Regions from separate parts of the Homo sapiens genome. Here region 2 is linked to region 1. Evidence: chromatin loops called from intact Hi-C (ENCODE). Cell type or tissue: CD14-positive monocyte. All regions are shown on one strand. Links, peaks and the distances in the headings refer to the core of each region. The heading gives the core; the rest is flanking DNA.

What was found. A loop is a pair of places that touch in the nucleus more often than their neighbours do. Peaks named below come from ENCODE experiments on the same cell type or tissue, not always from the same donor. Only the 100,000 strongest peaks of a DNase experiment are listed, where the experiment ranks them.
Region 2: a loop joins it to region 1, with 4 times the contacts of the local background. A loop is called at or near these places in 1 of 110 quality-filtered maps.

The regions. Positions count from the first base shown.
Region 1 is chr16:66,220,322-66,228,484 of GRCh38, forward strand. No RefSeq gene overlaps it. Among named protein-coding and RNA genes, the nearest start is that of CDH5, 140 kb to the right of the region's middle. In CD14-positive monocyte, for the core only: no CTCF peak of the experiment used is centred there; no DNase peak of the experiment used is centred there.
Region 2 is chr16:66,163,259-66,171,421 of GRCh38, forward strand. No RefSeq gene overlaps it. Among named protein-coding and RNA genes, the nearest start is that of CDH5, 200 kb to the right of the region's middle. In CD14-positive monocyte, for the core only: no CTCF peak of the experiment used is centred there; a DNase peak (open chromatin) is centred at 3,483; H3K4me3 peaks cover 1,330 bases; H3K27ac peaks cover 2,445 bases.

The DNA of each region.
Region 1 (8,163 bases), core at 1,954-6,953:
TTTTTTTTTTCTTTTTCTGGAGAGACAGGGTCTCGCTATGTTGCCCAGGCAGGACTCAAACTCCTGGCCTCAGCAATCCTCCTGCCTCAGCCTCCTGAGAAGCTAGGGTTACAGGCACATGCCACAGCATCTAGCTAATTTTTTTTTATTTTTTGTAGAGATGGGGTCTCACTTTGTTTCCCAGGCTGGTCTTGAACTCCGGGCTTCAGGCAATCCTCCCACCTCAGCCTCCCAAAGTGCTGGGATTACAGGCATGAGCCACTGTACCCAGCCCATTCCTCTTCTTGTCTAGAAGCAGATCTTGGCACAAGGATTTAAATGCAAGTTGTTTACTTAAGAAATGATCCCAAGAAGCCCCAGATGGGGAGTGGGAAAGTCGACAGGAAGGAGAGAAAGCCCACATAGAGAATATTAATAAGTAGGACACACTCTGGGCTCCCAGGCCCAATCCCTCTGGTGACCTCTGGAAGACACTGTGGAGCCCCCCTTTCATCCTTGCTGAGGATGAGGAAGCTAATTATCTGTACGCTAACTCTCATCCTTTGCTGGCTGAGGGCTGCTCCTAGGGGCCTCACTCAACTCTGCAGCACTTCCTGCCTGCCCTGAGCACCAGCTGAGCAAGCCCCAGAAGACCCTGGGAAGGGAAGTCACAGGTGCTTGCCGCTGGAAGCCATCTACGTGCGTACGAACAATGAGCACCAGTGGAAGACCGGCACTGCACTGGGAGCAGCTGCCACAGCCCAGCCCTTGTGCCACTCAGCTCCAACCATGCTCCAAATTCAGCTCACTCTCTTCTGTCACTGGATTTTCAATGTGATAACAGGTTACAGTTTCTTGTATACATAAATAAGCAAAGAAATTTAGAACAGTGGGAATCCTCCCACCTCAGCCTGCACCTGCCACTGAGCCTAGCTATTTATTTTTTACTATTTTTTGTTATCGGGGTCTCACTATGTTGCCCAGGCTGGTCTTGAACTCCCAGGCTCAAGTTATCCTGCTACCTCAGCCTCCCCAAGTGTTAGGATTACATGTGTGAGCTGCTACACCTGGTCCAGTGTGGTTCTTTATGCAAAGAAAGGCGAGGCACCCAGGCTGGAGTCCATGATAATTCAAACAAATTTAGAACAGTTCTTGCTGGGACAGTTGGTACTGAGGTTATCATTAATATTCATCATTGGCCCAGCGCAGTGGCTCACACCTGTAATCCCAGCACTGTGGGAGGCCGAGGTGGGTGGATCACCTGAGGTCAAGAGTTCGAAACCACCCTGGCCAACATAGTGAAACCCCATCTCTACTAAAATACAAAAATTAGCCAGGCGTGGTGGCAGACGCCTGTAATCCCAGCTACTCGGGAGGCTGAGGCAGGAGGATTGCTTGAACCCAGGAGGCAGAGGTTGCAGTGAGCCCAGATTGTGCCACTGGACTCCAGCCTGGGAGACAGAGTAAGACTCCGTCTCAAATACATATATACATACACACATATATATACACATATACATACACACATATATATACACATATACATACACACATACATACACACATATATACACACATATACATATATATACACATATATATACATATACACATATATACACATATATAATATACACACATATATATACATATATACACATATACACATATATACATATATACACACATATATACACACATATATACACATATATACATATACACACATATATACATATACACACATATACACACATACACACACATACACACACACATACACACATACACACACATACACACACACATACACATACACACATACACACACATATACACACATACATGTACACATACACACATATACACATATACACACATATACATATATACACACATATACATATATACACACATATATATACATATATACACATATATACATATATACACATATGTACATATATACATATATACACACACATATATGTGTATATACACACATACATATATACATATATAGATACATACATATATACATATATATACACATACATATATACATATATATATATTCAACCTCCTTGTTATAGGCTATAGTGTATCCCCCAAAAAATTCATATGTTGAAGTCCTAACCCCCAGTAGCTCGGAATGTGACTATTTGGAGACAGGGCCATGAAAGAAATGATCAAAATAAAATGAGCTCAATTACGGTGGTTGGTCCCTAATCCAATATGACTAATATCTTTATAAGAATAGTCCTTTTGGACACATATGGGCACAGAGGAAAGACCATGTGAAAACACAGACACAAGATGGCCATTGACAAGCCTTTAGAAGAAACCAACCCTGCCAATACCTTGATCTTGGACTTCTAGCTTCCAGAACTGTAGACACTGTATCTGTTGTTTAAGCCACGTGGTCTACGGTAATTTGTTACGGCAGCCCTAGAAAGCTAATACAATCCTCTGCCACCCCTTCTAGAATCCCCCTGGGCAGTTCTTCTATTCATTCAGGCTCTTGCCATTCCATTCCTAAAGGGTCTGAGTTCCAGGTACCATGTCCTGGTACCATACCTGTCACTGCTTGTTCATGGCTATCTCCAGGATTGCAAGCACCAAGAGAGGCCCCAGGGTATCCCCTGAATTCTAGACTTGCTCTTTCCTGCCCCAGCTGTGTAGCAACTCTACCTCCATGGGATAGTCATTGTGATAACTCATCATTACCCCTGCCAGTATTTTAACTCCTTTCTCTGGCAGCTGGTCCACGAGCACAGAGGAGCCCAATGTGACCAGGCAAAGGCTGTGATTTTAGGGGAACCCTTGCTGTATTCCCTGGGAACCAGGACTTCAGTTCAGCAGAGCCTAAAGTAGCAAGGATAGGAAATGCAAATCCCCCACATGAGTCCCTGGGAGTGATGGTGACAGGACCCACTTCCACATCCGGTTCTTGTTCTCACTCCAGGTGCCATATCACCCCATAGTTGGATCCAACCACCTTCTACTAAGTGGGTCTCACAGGTTTTGCGCCAGTGACTGAGGGCAGTCCTAAGCTCCATCAACCTCCCCTTTTACTCCTAGCAGCTCATGGATGGGGTTCAAGGAGCGAGTCAACAGCCTGAGCTGTCATCTGAACCAGAACAGTGTTTGGCACACAAAGTATGTGCTAAAAACATAAATGTGGGGGTGGTAGGTGCCTGATGACGGGCTAATATGCTTTACACGGAGAACAGCCCCCACCCTCCATCCCCTGGGAAGCTCTGACTCATCCATCAAGACCTGCCCCTGCCATCCAGCTCCCCCCTGCAGCCTCCCCTGACATGAAACACTGGAGAGGGACAGCCACACACAGCTACTGCAAGGATGAAAAATGATTATGCAGGACTGACTGTTCTGTTCAAAGTGATATGTGCACGTGATCTCCTTCAGTCTGTGCGAGCCCACCTGAGGTGAGGAAACTGACTCGGGAGGTTAGGGAACTTGCCCAAGATAACTTAGCCAAGGGTGAAAGCCCTGAGGTGGGAACAAACACTGCTTCCTTCCAGAGCCCCTGCTCCGCACTTGAGAAGAGAAGTGACCAAGAGGTGAGCCTCAGACAGAGGGTTGAGGGAAAGGGGAACCAAGCCACACTTTTGTTTGTTTTTAAGAGACAGGGTCTTGCTCTGTCGCCCAGGCTGGAGTGCAGTGGTACAACCATGGTCACTGCAGCCTTGACCTCCTGGGGTCAAATAATCCTCCCACCTCAGCCTCTCAAGTAGCTGAGACTACAGGCACATGCCACTGTGCCCAGCTAAGTTTTAATTTTTTGTTTTAAGAGATGGGGTCCCACTATGTTGCCCAGGCTTATCTCAAAATCCTGGGCTCAAGCAATCCTCCTGCCGCAGCCTCCCAAAATGTTAGGATTACAAGTGCGAACTACCATGCCCAGTCCAGTGTGGTTCTTTATACAAAGAGAGGTGAGGCACCCAGGCTGGAGTGCACAGTCATGTGCCTTCTCCCTTCCCACCCCTTTGCTGGGGTCCCCTCCCTCCTCACTGCACCCATTGTACTTGCTGTTTCCACCAAAGCACATGTTCAGTTTGTCTGAACAATTGAGTTAACATTGTTGGGGGTGGAGGTGGAAGCAAGAGAGAACAGGTCTGTGCCTCCCTTGACCCAAAGCACACCCCACCCCTGCCCAAGGAGCCCTGCTTGAGAAACCAGCTTTAAGAAATCCGGCTCTGAAGTTTGGCTGAAAAGTGTAGCCAAAATATCCCACAAATGTCCTACTTTTCAGTGTGTAAAGTTAAAAAAAGTTTTTAGGAAACAGGTGTGTTTACTCTGAACGCAAAACAGCATTTGGTTCCCTTTTTTTATCTATATCTTTAAGACAGTCACAGCCGGGAAGGCTACTGGGTGGCATTTACAATTATGAGCAGGTTGATGCAGCATCGCCTGCCAAGGTGCCGCACTGAGGAACAAAAAGGAGCTGTTTGGAGGTGACAGGATGTCACGGGCCCCATGCCATTCCTCAGCCGTTGTGGGGCAGGGTTGCAGGAGCCCTTTGAGAACACAGAACGTTCTTTCTGCACAGCATGTGGCCTCTGCTCTGTATCGCTTGGATAAAAGGATGGAAATGCTTTCCATTGATGCTGACATTCAGCCTTGTTTCATGGTTTCCATAGAACCCATTGCTTAACTGTCTTATGACCAAAATAAAAGAGACAAGGCTTAAGGGGCACCTAGACGTGTCCCCCGCGTCTGGAATAATGGAGCTGGCATTGCAATGAGATCATTATGCTTTGTATTGAGCAAAGACAGGGCTCTGGGCCTGGAAGCTTTGATTAAGAAGGGGTAGGTGGGGTGGTCTACACCTGCCCTCAGCTGGTTTCCAAAGCTGCAAGGCTGGGAAAGAAAGCGCGCAATGCCACAAAGTTCTGGACACAGCCAAGGGGAATGAGTGTCAGTGGAGGATGCCTGATTGCAAGCCCCTTGAACAAATGGTATAATAGGTGGAGACTGGGTTTGGGATTCCCGCAGACCCGGTGGAAGCCCCTCTCTGCCACTTAATGGCTGTACAACCTTGCATATTGGCCTTTCCTTCTCTGAGCTTTCGTTTCTTCATCTGCAAACTGGGGATGACAATACCCATCTCACAGGATCAGTGTGTGTCTTAGGTCGGGTTCCCCAGAAGCAGACCCTGAGATGAGGATTTAGATCAAAGTGATTTTGTAGGAAGCTTCCCAAGAAAACCAGTAGGGTAGAGGGAAAAGGGAATCAGAAAGAAAGATCAGGCAAAGACGCTGTATCAAGGTTTCTTTGTGGCCTGTGGACCTACAGTGACCATCACAACACCTGGAGTTTGTTAGAAACCCAGAATGTTGGTGTCCACCCTGACCTACTAAATCAGAATCTACCGAGAATCAGAATCTAACAAGATCCCCAGGGGGTTGGAAAACACTGGTGTAGGACAAGCCTCAGAGATGCCCCATCCAGGAGGATCAGTCCTTGGTTAAGGAACACCCAGGCTGGTGGGGGGGGCAGCGTGAATTCCCAGGCAGCTCCAGGTCCCCACTCTGGCTGCCTGAGGGCAGCCCTCTGCTGGGGGAGACGCAGGTGTGGGCTGTTGGAAGCAAAAGCACAAATGCACAGAAGCAGGTGCTCGGGAAATGGTGACCCTGGTGAGGGGCCGGGCCAGGGAACTGACAACTAATGCTAAGGTGTGGCACTGAAGGGAGCTGGTCAAAGCCCTGGCCTCCCTTTGGATTTCAGTTCCCACTGGTTTCCTGCCCTTTCTTCCCTCCCTTCATTCCTTCAAAGTCAGTCAGAGCCCAGCTGAGCACCTCTTACTCCTCCTGCTGCGGATGACGGGGTCACCTCTCACGGTCTTGCCAAGAAGACCCTTCTCTAAAACCTTATTTCCACATCTGAGTCTCACATCTTTGACTTGTCCCTTCTCCCTCGGTGTCCATGGGCCACCTGTTCTGCCAGCCTAGGGAGGGAAGCTCAGCATAGAGGCTCCCAGGAAGAAAGGTGCTGGGGTTTGGCGGGAGGGAGGTTGTAGGTGGATCCCCGTTACAGTATCATGCGTTTAGTTTGGGTCCCTAGCACCCTCCCCAGCCGCCTCTGCTGATGTCACCCAGCCTGGTCCCAGACATGACTGAAGCCCAGTGTGAGGGGCATGGAGCACAGGTGTCCCTTCAGTGCCACACAGCAGGGGCGCTCATGCCAGCCCCACAACCATGGGTCACATCACCCCCTGCTCCTCCCTCTCTCCTAGCATGCCCAGACCTCTCGCCTCTCATTCCCACCTCAGTGTCCCCACCTTTCATGCCATTTCCCCCAGAGACTGGAGACCTGCTTGAGGCTCGGCCTGCTGGCCCTGGCCCTGGCCCTGGACCTGAGATCCTTTCCCCACCCACTCTAGCCTGGATCTTGTTCCTCCCACAGAACTCATCCCCCGGACATGGTCTAAAATATCCTGCTGCCTGGCCCCCAACTCCACTGCACAGTGATACACTCTTTCTTTTGCATGACCCTGGCTGGGGTTCCACCCCGGAGGGAACCAGCCTAACTGCTCAAGTGATTTCTCCTGCCTTGGCGTCATCTGGACATGACTCCCTCCGCCTTACAGCTCTCAGAAGCCGTGAAACTCCAAAGTAACTGGCAAGGCCAGCTTCATTGGCATGGAACTGACCTGGGCTGTCACCCAGGGCCTGCACTTGGTTTAATGTTCTGCTATCACCACCTTATGGTGATTATTTTTAAACATGAGTTCCCTCCCTGCAGGCCCTTCCAACCTGCCTTCTTTCCTCTACCTCTCCCACCACTCCCCGCCCCCTTCATTGCCCTGCCCTAAGAGCCCAATAGATGGTGACCCCTTAGCTAGGAAAGCGAGGTTGTCATGGTTCAAGAATGGCCTAGGTTGGGAACAAGCACAGTGGCTCACACCTTTAATCCCAGCACGTTGGGAGGCCAAGGCGGGTGGATCACCTGAGGTCAGGAATTTGAGGCCACCCTGGTCAACATCGTGAAATCCCGTCTCTACTAAAAATGCAAAAATCATTTGGGCATGGTGGCGGGCGCCTGTTAATCCCAGCTACTCAAGAGGCTGAGGTGGGAGTATTGCTTGAACCTGGGAGGCGGAGCTTGCGGTGAGCTGAGATTGCACCCCTCACTCCAGCCTGGGTGTCAGAGACTCCGTCTGAAAACAAAACAAAGCAAAAAAGTCCTTAGAGGCAGGGAGTCCTGTGTTCTACCCCTTGTCTGGCCGGGGCCCTGTGCCTGGGATTTATGTACTCTACACCTATGCCTGGTGTATTAATTTGTTTTCATACTGCTATAAAGAACTGCCTGAGACTGGGTAATTTATAAAGAAAAAAGGTTTAATTGACTCACAGTTGAGCACGGCTGGGGAGGCCTCAGGAAATTCACAATCATGGTAGAATGGGAACGGGAAAGCAAGGCACCTTCTTCACAAAGTGGCAGAAGGGAGAAGTGTTGGGTGAAGGGGGAAGAGCCCCTTATAAAACCGTCAGATCTCGTGAGAACTCACTCACTATCACAAGAACAGCATAAGGGAAACCGCCACCAGGATTCAATTACCTCCACCTGGCCTCTCCCTTGACACATGGGGATTATGGGGATTACAATTCAAGATGCGATTTGGGTGAGGACACAAAACCTAGCCATATCACCTGGGTAATCGGGTTAAGATGCAGGGACTCTGTCACCACCAAGAAAGGAAGTCTTGAGCAACCTGAGGTTCTCAGCCTTGTTTACAGCTGCCCTATGGTAGCCAGAGACAGAGTTCTCAGCCCTGGCTATAGAGAATCACCTGGGAGCTTTCAGTTTTCCTGATTCTATTGGTCTATGAGGAGGTCAAGGCACATAAAAGCTCCCCAAATGACTCTTACGTGCAGCCAAAGTTGAGCGGCACTGATCCAGGTGCTGTGTTGGAGGCAGAATGAGCATCCTGGTGCCCTGCTCTCCACCAGCACAACTGGACCCACTTAGCCACACAGTGAGACCAGGCCCCGCCCACCCTGCAGTAGAGGTGAAGCCCACCTGACCCCAAGGTCAGCAGCCCAGGGCACAGCCAGGGCCCTAGATGTTCTCCAGCCAGCTCCTCTGTTCTTCTCTCTGGCTCTTTTGGGATCCTGAGTCTTAACCTACCCTGCCCCCAGCTCTGGTCTCTGGATCCCC
Region 2 (8,163 bases), core at 1,110-6,109, 58 kb before region 1:
TCTCCTGTTGAGGCTGTCAGAAGCCAGATATTTGTTCTCCAATTTCTCTTCCTCGTTGGTTAAGGGTGGCTCCTGAGGCATCTCCCACCTCCACCTGGGCACAGCATCCTCCTGAGACCAGAGAAAGTCCTCAGGCAGAGAGGTGCTGGTTCTTTGAGGCCTGAAACCATTTGAGATACAGGAATTATCTATCAAAGATGTAGGTGCCTGGGATAAACTATGAGAATCAGGTGGGGTGTTGACAGTGGCTATGACAATAGGTAGATATGCAGAGCAGTGAGTGATCCCCTCAGGGAACTCCAAGCTAGACCCGAGGATGGAGGAGGTGAGAAAAGAGAAAGCATTTTAGAGATTCCAGAAGGCTTTGCTTAATGCATTAAGGAGTCTGGACTCTCTCCTAGAAGTATTTGGGAGCCATGGGAGGAATTGGAGGGAGAGGGAGTGGTAGGGTCAGATCAGTGATTTACACAGACCACTCTGCTGCCTTCTGGGAAACAGATTGTAGCCGGAAAGACTGTAGCCACAGGACCAGCGTGGGAGGGAGAAGGAGAATGTTTGAAGAATTAAATCCAGAGAGGATGAAACGCTTCCCCAATCATCCACTCCCTGTACCTGAATGAAGACGTTTCTAGCCCCTCCCTCCTGGTTCCCATACCCCCAACTTGGCCCCACCCTTCTGTGGTCACAGCCCACCTCAGCAGCCCTAAGCTGACTCTGGGTCCACCAAGCAGCAGCCTTCCTTGCGCCAGCCCACTTGTGATGCCGTTTTTACACCTGGGGCCCTGCCTCAGTTTCCCTGACCAGACTCCAGATCCTAAGTAGTACAAGAGCCCATCACTGACCCCTATCTCCAAGCCTGGTCCTAATGCCTGGTCAAGCTCTTACCACACTTGCTGTCCAAGGAGCTGGGTCCTTCCAGAAATAGGAATCAGGTCCTTCCTCATTTGCATCCATACCCCTGGGTTTGCTGTGCCCCTCGCCTTCAGCTGAGGGGGCATTTTGATGTCTGCATTTCAGGCTAAGGTGCAGGCCCTTGGCTTGTGTTGTCTCCCCTCACAGCTCCTCAAATGGGGCAGGGGGAAGGAGGGCATTACCCAAATGAGGACTCAAGGTGCCAAGAGGAGAGGTGAGCTGGTCACAAGTGTAGGTGAGGTTCCAACTCAGTTGTAGGTACTTCTACTGCCCCAAATCAGGAGTGTAGTAAGCTCCCACTTACTAGAATGCCTCTAGGCAAGGAACTCCACTGCAAAGAGCATGGACTCTTTCTTGGGGTCACCAGCATTAATGATCTGAGCCCCTCCCAAGTGCCAGATGCTGTGACTCCTTAGAAAGCTGAAGCTCCCACTTTTGTCCCTTTTCACACGCAGTCACAAAGCACCATGTGCTTTGTGTGTGGCCAGCAAATGTTGTAAGAGGGAGAACTGGCCTGGCAAAGGCAGATTTAGGGGGCTGACCTGACCAATGATGCCACACTAGCTGGGAGCCCCCCTCCTGCCTCGATCCAACCCCAGCCTTGATAGTCAGATCAGGTTCCCCGCACCTGCCCAGGGCCCCACCACCCTCCTCCCCTCCCTGACGGCTCTTGCAGACAGACATGATCCCAGCACCTCCCTGTGTGTCCCGAGAACCCCTCTCTTGGCTGGGGAAAGCAGCCTTGTCATGCCTTTTCTTTCTTACCATAAAAGTCCTGCCTTTATTTTTATTCTTTAATAAGGTTACAGCAGGACTGGGGGAGGCAGATTTTGGCCTCAGGCTACATCTGCCCTTCATTTAAAACACCCCAACTCCCACAAGGCTGGAAAACAAGTCTCTGAGCTTCTCTTTTATAGTCTTCGTTAGATCCAAATCCAGAGTTATTTTTGCCAACAGATTGTATCAGCCTGGAGCCCAATCGCCTCCAGAAACAGACCCTCTTGCTTAAAAAGCAACACTTACCCACTGCACCCAAACCACCCCATCTCCTGCCCATCCCAGGCCACCCAGGAGCAGCCCCAACTTGCACACACCACTTAAGAAACCTTTTCTCTCATCCTGGAAGTTTCGGGATTCCTGCACTGCTCCGAAACCCTGCATTGTCCACATTTTCTTAATTCTCACAAAGGCATGCAGTTTCAGATTAGAAAAGTTTTTATTTTCTACTACAACTATATGGAAAGGGAGTTCACTGGTTTTGATTACACTGGGTCATTTGACAAAGAGTGTTTGGACAAAGGCAATGCATGTTTGTGGGGAAAACCCTGTCATTTATAGCAGAATGAGAGAGAATGTAAGATAGGACCTTGACTCAACCATGCAGAGGGAGCGCGTCCTCCCCTCTCACCATGCCACTGCACCTTGATGATCTTCTGCTAGATTAATTTTACTGGGCTGGGCCCAGACTCCAGGGCCAGATTTGCCTGCCTGAGAGGCAAAGCTAAAAACAGCTCCAGCCTCCAAGAGGGGCCAGCTGATGTCTAATTGCTCAGCTCTCTCCTGTCCTCCCCGCAAGGAAATTAAAGGCTCACTTTGATTTGGAGAGGAGGAAAAAAGAAGGCTGTTTGCAGGTGTTGAGACAAAGTCGTCCAGGCAACCGCGAGGAATATGCCTCTCCACATATCACTAACACAGGTGCACCTCCCTTTTCCATGGGGCACACACAGCCAGCACAGAAGGAGTTTGTGGGCACAGTGAGGAGTGTTGCTTGTTTCTGGAGCCCAGAAGCAGACTGGGGTGTTATTAATCCATCCGCATGCCCGGGTCACATAGGAGCCCTGGTCATGGCTGTGAGATTTCTTGTTATGAAAGCAAGTTAGGTTGGCTAATGGAGTTCCCTAAACCCTTTGTATATTTTATTTGGGCCAGGATGGGAGGAGTAAGCATTAATCATGCACATTCATTCATCTCTGTGTTCCTTCAGCCTATATTTATTATTAATAATAATAGCTACCATTTAGTGGGCTTCCACTGTGTACCAGGTGCTGTGCTAAGCACTTTACAGTATCTGATTCAAGCCTCACAGCTTCCCAGTAAAACAGATATTATTATCCTCATTTTACTGATAATGAAGAGGCTCAGGAAGGTACAGTGACCTGCTCCAAAGCTCATGGCCTTTAAGAGCAGGGATTCAAAACCAGACCTGTCTTGACCCCAAAGTCTAAGGTGTTAAACTCGAGGGTCTCCTGCCTCCCTTTGTGGGTCTCTATGCCTGCCCTTGGGCTGGGTGCTAGCATTAATGTTTAATGAAGGAAGTGTTTCTGGAATTACACATTACAGGGCCTACTAGGTCTCTGGACGTAATAGGGTTCATCCCAAAACATGCACAGTAAGAACAGGCTACAGCCTGGCCTGCAGCCCAGCTGGTGATTCTCTGCCCAGCCACTCACTGGGTCATCATGTCTGCACAGGCTGGATGAGGGGACGTTAGCGCTGCCTTCCTGGAGCCCAAGGTCCAGCAGTTGAACAGATAAGAACCCTTCGTGATTGTGAAATGGGAGAGTTCCCTGGCTCCCCCCTCGCAGGATGTGCAACAAGGGTGTGGCTCTCTGTTCAGCCACTGCGAGCTCAAACCCCTTACGAGATGGGGAGCGTGCAGACCAGCAGGTGCGGGAGCTGGGATGAGCGCTTTGGGCTCCGGCCCCACAGTAGTGTCTAGGGGTGGGTGTCTGTGACTCCTGAAGCCCAAGTGGGCATATCGCAGTGCACTCTTTTAGCTTTGCTCTCCACAGATGGTTTAATGTTAACCCACTCAGTGCCCCCTTGGTCCCTGGGTCCTTGTCTGGCATCCAGGAAGAATCAGGTCACACATGGACTTGAAGGATGAATGCCGGGGTTTTATTGAGTGGTGGAGGTAGCTCTCAGTGGATGAATGGGGAGCTGGAAGGGGGATGGAGTAGGAAGATGATCTTCCCCTCGAGTTTGGCCTTCCGGTGGCCAATCTCCTCTCTGATCATCCCCAGCCAAACTCCTCTCGGTGTTCAGACTCTCATATTCTTCTCTCTTTCTCTGCCATGCCATTCTGCCATTTGTTTGCTCATCTCCTTCTGGAGTCTGGGGCTTGGGGTTTATATGGTACAGGATGGGAGGCATGGCCAGCCAAAAGGCAACTTTTTGAGCACAGTAACAGGAATGCCTGTTCTCACTTAGGGCCACAGATTTCCAGGCTTGAGGGTGGGGTCCTTGCCTGGGAACCACCTCTTCTTCTTAGTATTTTCCTGTCTCCTGTCTCTATCAAAAGGGTTGATGAAGGGGAGCCAAGGAGAGGGGAAAGCTTTCTCATGGAAACAACATCCGAGCTGGAGCATGTGGGTCCCTGAAATCACATAGCAGACCACAAGAGGGAAGGACACCCTTAGTAGAAGGAGGAGCTTATACACAGGATGGCACAGGGCACCCCAGAAGGGCAGGTTCCTACAGCAGAGGGTGTGAGAGCTCATGGGGCGGAAGCAGGAGGCAACAATGGGAAGGAAGTTTGGTGCAAGCATCAGCCTAGACGGGGCGTCCTATCATATGGGCAGTCAGAGGGATAGTAGCCAGGCCCCAGGCCCTGTTCAGCCCCACCCCTGCCAGGGCTCCACATCCAGGGAAGATGTGGATTCAGAAAAGGGCAATTGCACTAAGCGGCATGGCCCACACCTCGGGAGTCAGGTCCTGATTCAAACCTCACCCCAGGAAAGACATTTTCAGAAACATTAGGAGCACCAACTTTAAAACTTCCCCAGTCCCTTCCCACAAAGTCCGTCTGCCTCCCAACCCAACCCTGTGACTGCCCTCTTCTGGAGAGAAGGCTGAGAGGAGGGGAGGGAAATTGTCGGAAATCTTATCAAGGGAGAAAACCTTGCCCTTGATTCTGCCAGTTCTTATCGCATCCTCTGACGTTCCAAGCAGGCCACAGCCAGACTCTTTGGTGCCTGCAACAAACCTCAAGAATCCTGAATTCTGGATGCAACTCACATGTAAAGTCAAACAGGCCTGCCTTGCCGGTTAGCCTCAGCCTTAACCTTAACGTCATCTAAATCTCAGCTCCTGGGCTCATGACTCCAAGGCCTGAGACCGGCTGTCTTAGGGAGCCTCTAAGCCTGTAATCTCAGCATTTTGGGAGGCCAAGGCAGGCAGATTGCTTGAGATCGGGAGTTTGAGACTAGCCTGGCCAACATGGTGAAACCTCATCTCCACTGAAAATACAAAAATTACCCATGCGTGGTGGCACACACCTGTAATCCCAGCTACTCAGGAAGCTGAGACAGGAGAATCGCTTGAACCTGGGAGGCAGAGGTTGCAGTGAGCCAAGATCGTGCCACTGCTCTCCAGCCTGGGCAGCAGAGTGAGACTCTGTCTCAAAAAATAATAATAATAATAAATTTAAAAGATTAGCCGGGAAGGAAGATCCCACCCACCCTAAGATGATATCAGCTCCTGCAGAGGTAAAATAAGTTAGAGAAGAATCTGGAAGTTTTCTGCCTCCTCCAAGTTCTTTTTAACATTCTACCTGCTTGGGAATGCTGTATTCCAGCCACGGATCTCTGTTTGAGAAAGTTTACCTCACTGGCATCGTGCCCTTACAAGCTCCAGGACCCACTTTCACTCTAGACCCTGAAGACAAGCCCTATACATGAGATGAGGGAGATGGACGATTCATCAGGCCTGAAAGGCAAGGGACCCGCTGCAGAGGGCAGGTTACAGAGGCTCCATTACAGGGAAATCCTCAGAGGAGGAAAAGGAGGCTGGCAGGGAGGCTCCAAGTCTGTCATCACAGTCAGCCCTGGTGACTACGGCAGAAAAGCAGTCAGGACTCATCCAGTCTGTCCTCTGTGCACATGCTAAGCCCTCTGCCAGGCATCCTCTCCCCTACCCCACATCTCTACTTGGAAATCTCTTCCTTTAAGGTGCCGCTTCAGGGTCAGCTCCTCCCAGAGGCCCTCCTAACTCCCCCAGGGCCAGTTATCTGTCCCTTCCTCTCCACTCACATGCCACATGTGGCATGTGAATTCCTCTGCAGAATTCAAAGTGGGTTATCATCATGGGATTAGAGTCCTCCAGTCTAGACCGTAGACTCCTTCCAAACAGAGTCCAAAACTTACTCATCACTGCATCCTGGGGACTTGAGATAAAGCCTTACCCTTAGTAGGTCCTCAACAAATATTTTTTGGAGGGGAAAGAAAAGTAGGAAGGAAGGGAGGGAAAGAGAGAGGTGGGGAAAGAAGGAAGAAAGAAAGAGAAAAAGAAAGAAAGAGAGGGAAAGAAAGAAAGAAGGAAGGAAGGGAGGAAGGAAGGAAGGAAGGAAGGAAAGAAAGAAAGAAAAGAAAGAAAGAAAGAAAAGGAAAGAAGGGGAGGAAGAGGAAGAAGGAGAAGAAGAAGAAGAAGAAGAGGAGGAGGAGAGGGAGGAAGGGAGAGAAGGAAGGAAGGGGGGGAAGGAGAGAGGGAGGAAGGAAGATGTATAGATACATTCAAATAATGAATGCCTATAATTTAAAGAAGCATATGAGCTTGTGGATAAGAAGGGAGATGACTCCTGCATCTTTCACCTCCTGATCAGTATTCCAGTGGGAATGAGTATCCTCATCACTGCTGACATGACTCTTCAGCATCTAGGAGATGTCCAAGGCTCCCCCAGTGCCTGCCTCCCAAGAGGAGGGGCACCGGTAAAGGCAGAGGTCTACATGGTGTGGGTAAAGGCCTGAAGCCTGGCTCTAAGGAGGAAATTGGAACAATGGTTGCATGATGTCAAAAGTCTCTGTCTCTACTGTAACTTTCACCCAGGCTAGTTCCCCTCCCATCACCATAGCAACCCACATCCTCAACAAGGTTCAGGGTTCAGCAAGAGCCATGGGAGGAGAGAGAGCGCGTCCTTGTGGCCTTCACACCATGCTGGTGTTCCCAGCTGGTGGCCTGGTTTTCTTCTGTTGGTTCTTAGCACCTTGGGTCACATAGTGCCCATTCATAAACTAAAAGTCCCCACTGCTTGATATCCCCAGATATCTGTGAAGGGTGCCTTTTACTGGGCAGGGTAAGCTGCTCAGAGCTCTCTGAATGAATAACTACTAGGAATCTGGAGTAAAGTCGTTCTAATGAACTCTTCTCCATCCTCCCTCTCCCAAAAGGAAAGGCCTCACCTCTCTGTGAAAATGCACTTCCTGTTGTATTAAGAAGCAAGGCCTGACCGCACTCCTATGCTCTGTTAGTTGGCATGTTCCCTAAGTTGGCATGTAGGGTCTACATAATTTGAGTATATTTCTGGTTTGTTGAATCTGGATATGGAGAAATTCCATCCCCCACAAAAAAAAAAAAAACTTCCCTAAGATTTTGGGTAAAGCCTAGATGCTTTCGAGGGGTCCCTGAAATGTCAACTTTCTACCATAAGGAAATAGGAGGAGGCCTGGATCAGAAAACTGTGGGTCTGTCATGGTGACAAACAGTTTCCATCCTGCAAACAATCTGGATTGCCCTGGTGATGGGCAGGGCCAAAACAGGGCCAGGACTATGAAATATTGCAATGAGTGGAGGGTTTCCTTGGATAAACTTTATCGAGACATCCACAATAGATCTCTCACACTGATGCAAACATCCTGAGGCCAACCTTTCTCCTAACATTATGCCCCATCACAAACCTCTTTCTTCTGTGTCTAACTCAAGGGCTCCAGAAAGACATTGTCTACCTATAAAAGGCTCGGGCACAAGTGGAAGATACACAATGGTTCTATTTGATCAGCATCAGAAAATAAGGCAAATACCAAAATTCCAGAAGTCCTCATAAATCTGGCTGCAAAGTTTCTAAGACAATTTGGGATTCAGGCAATGACTACAGGAAATGATGGCTTCTCCCTATCAAGGAAGCAGGTCAGTGCCTGCCCTGGGAACAAAGGGAGGGGAGGTAGGGCACTGGGTCCTGCAATGGCTCTGGTGTCAGAACCCCACCCTTGAGCAGAGGCTGGGCGGGGGTCTCCGTATTTCTGTCTGGGTGAGCATCAGCAGGCCAGTGCTCCCTCAGCATCTGTGGTCCACTCAGGGATTTGGGTCCAGGTCTCCCCTTTCATCAGAAACAGAGCTAAATGTTACTTCTTCATCGGCTTCTGTGATACTGAAGTCACATGGCTCAGGATTCAGGACCTTGGGGTGGACCCCTAGGGAAAGTGGGCTGGCTTCATTCTCTTAGGTCAATGGTTTTCCAACTGTGCTCCAGAGATTCCC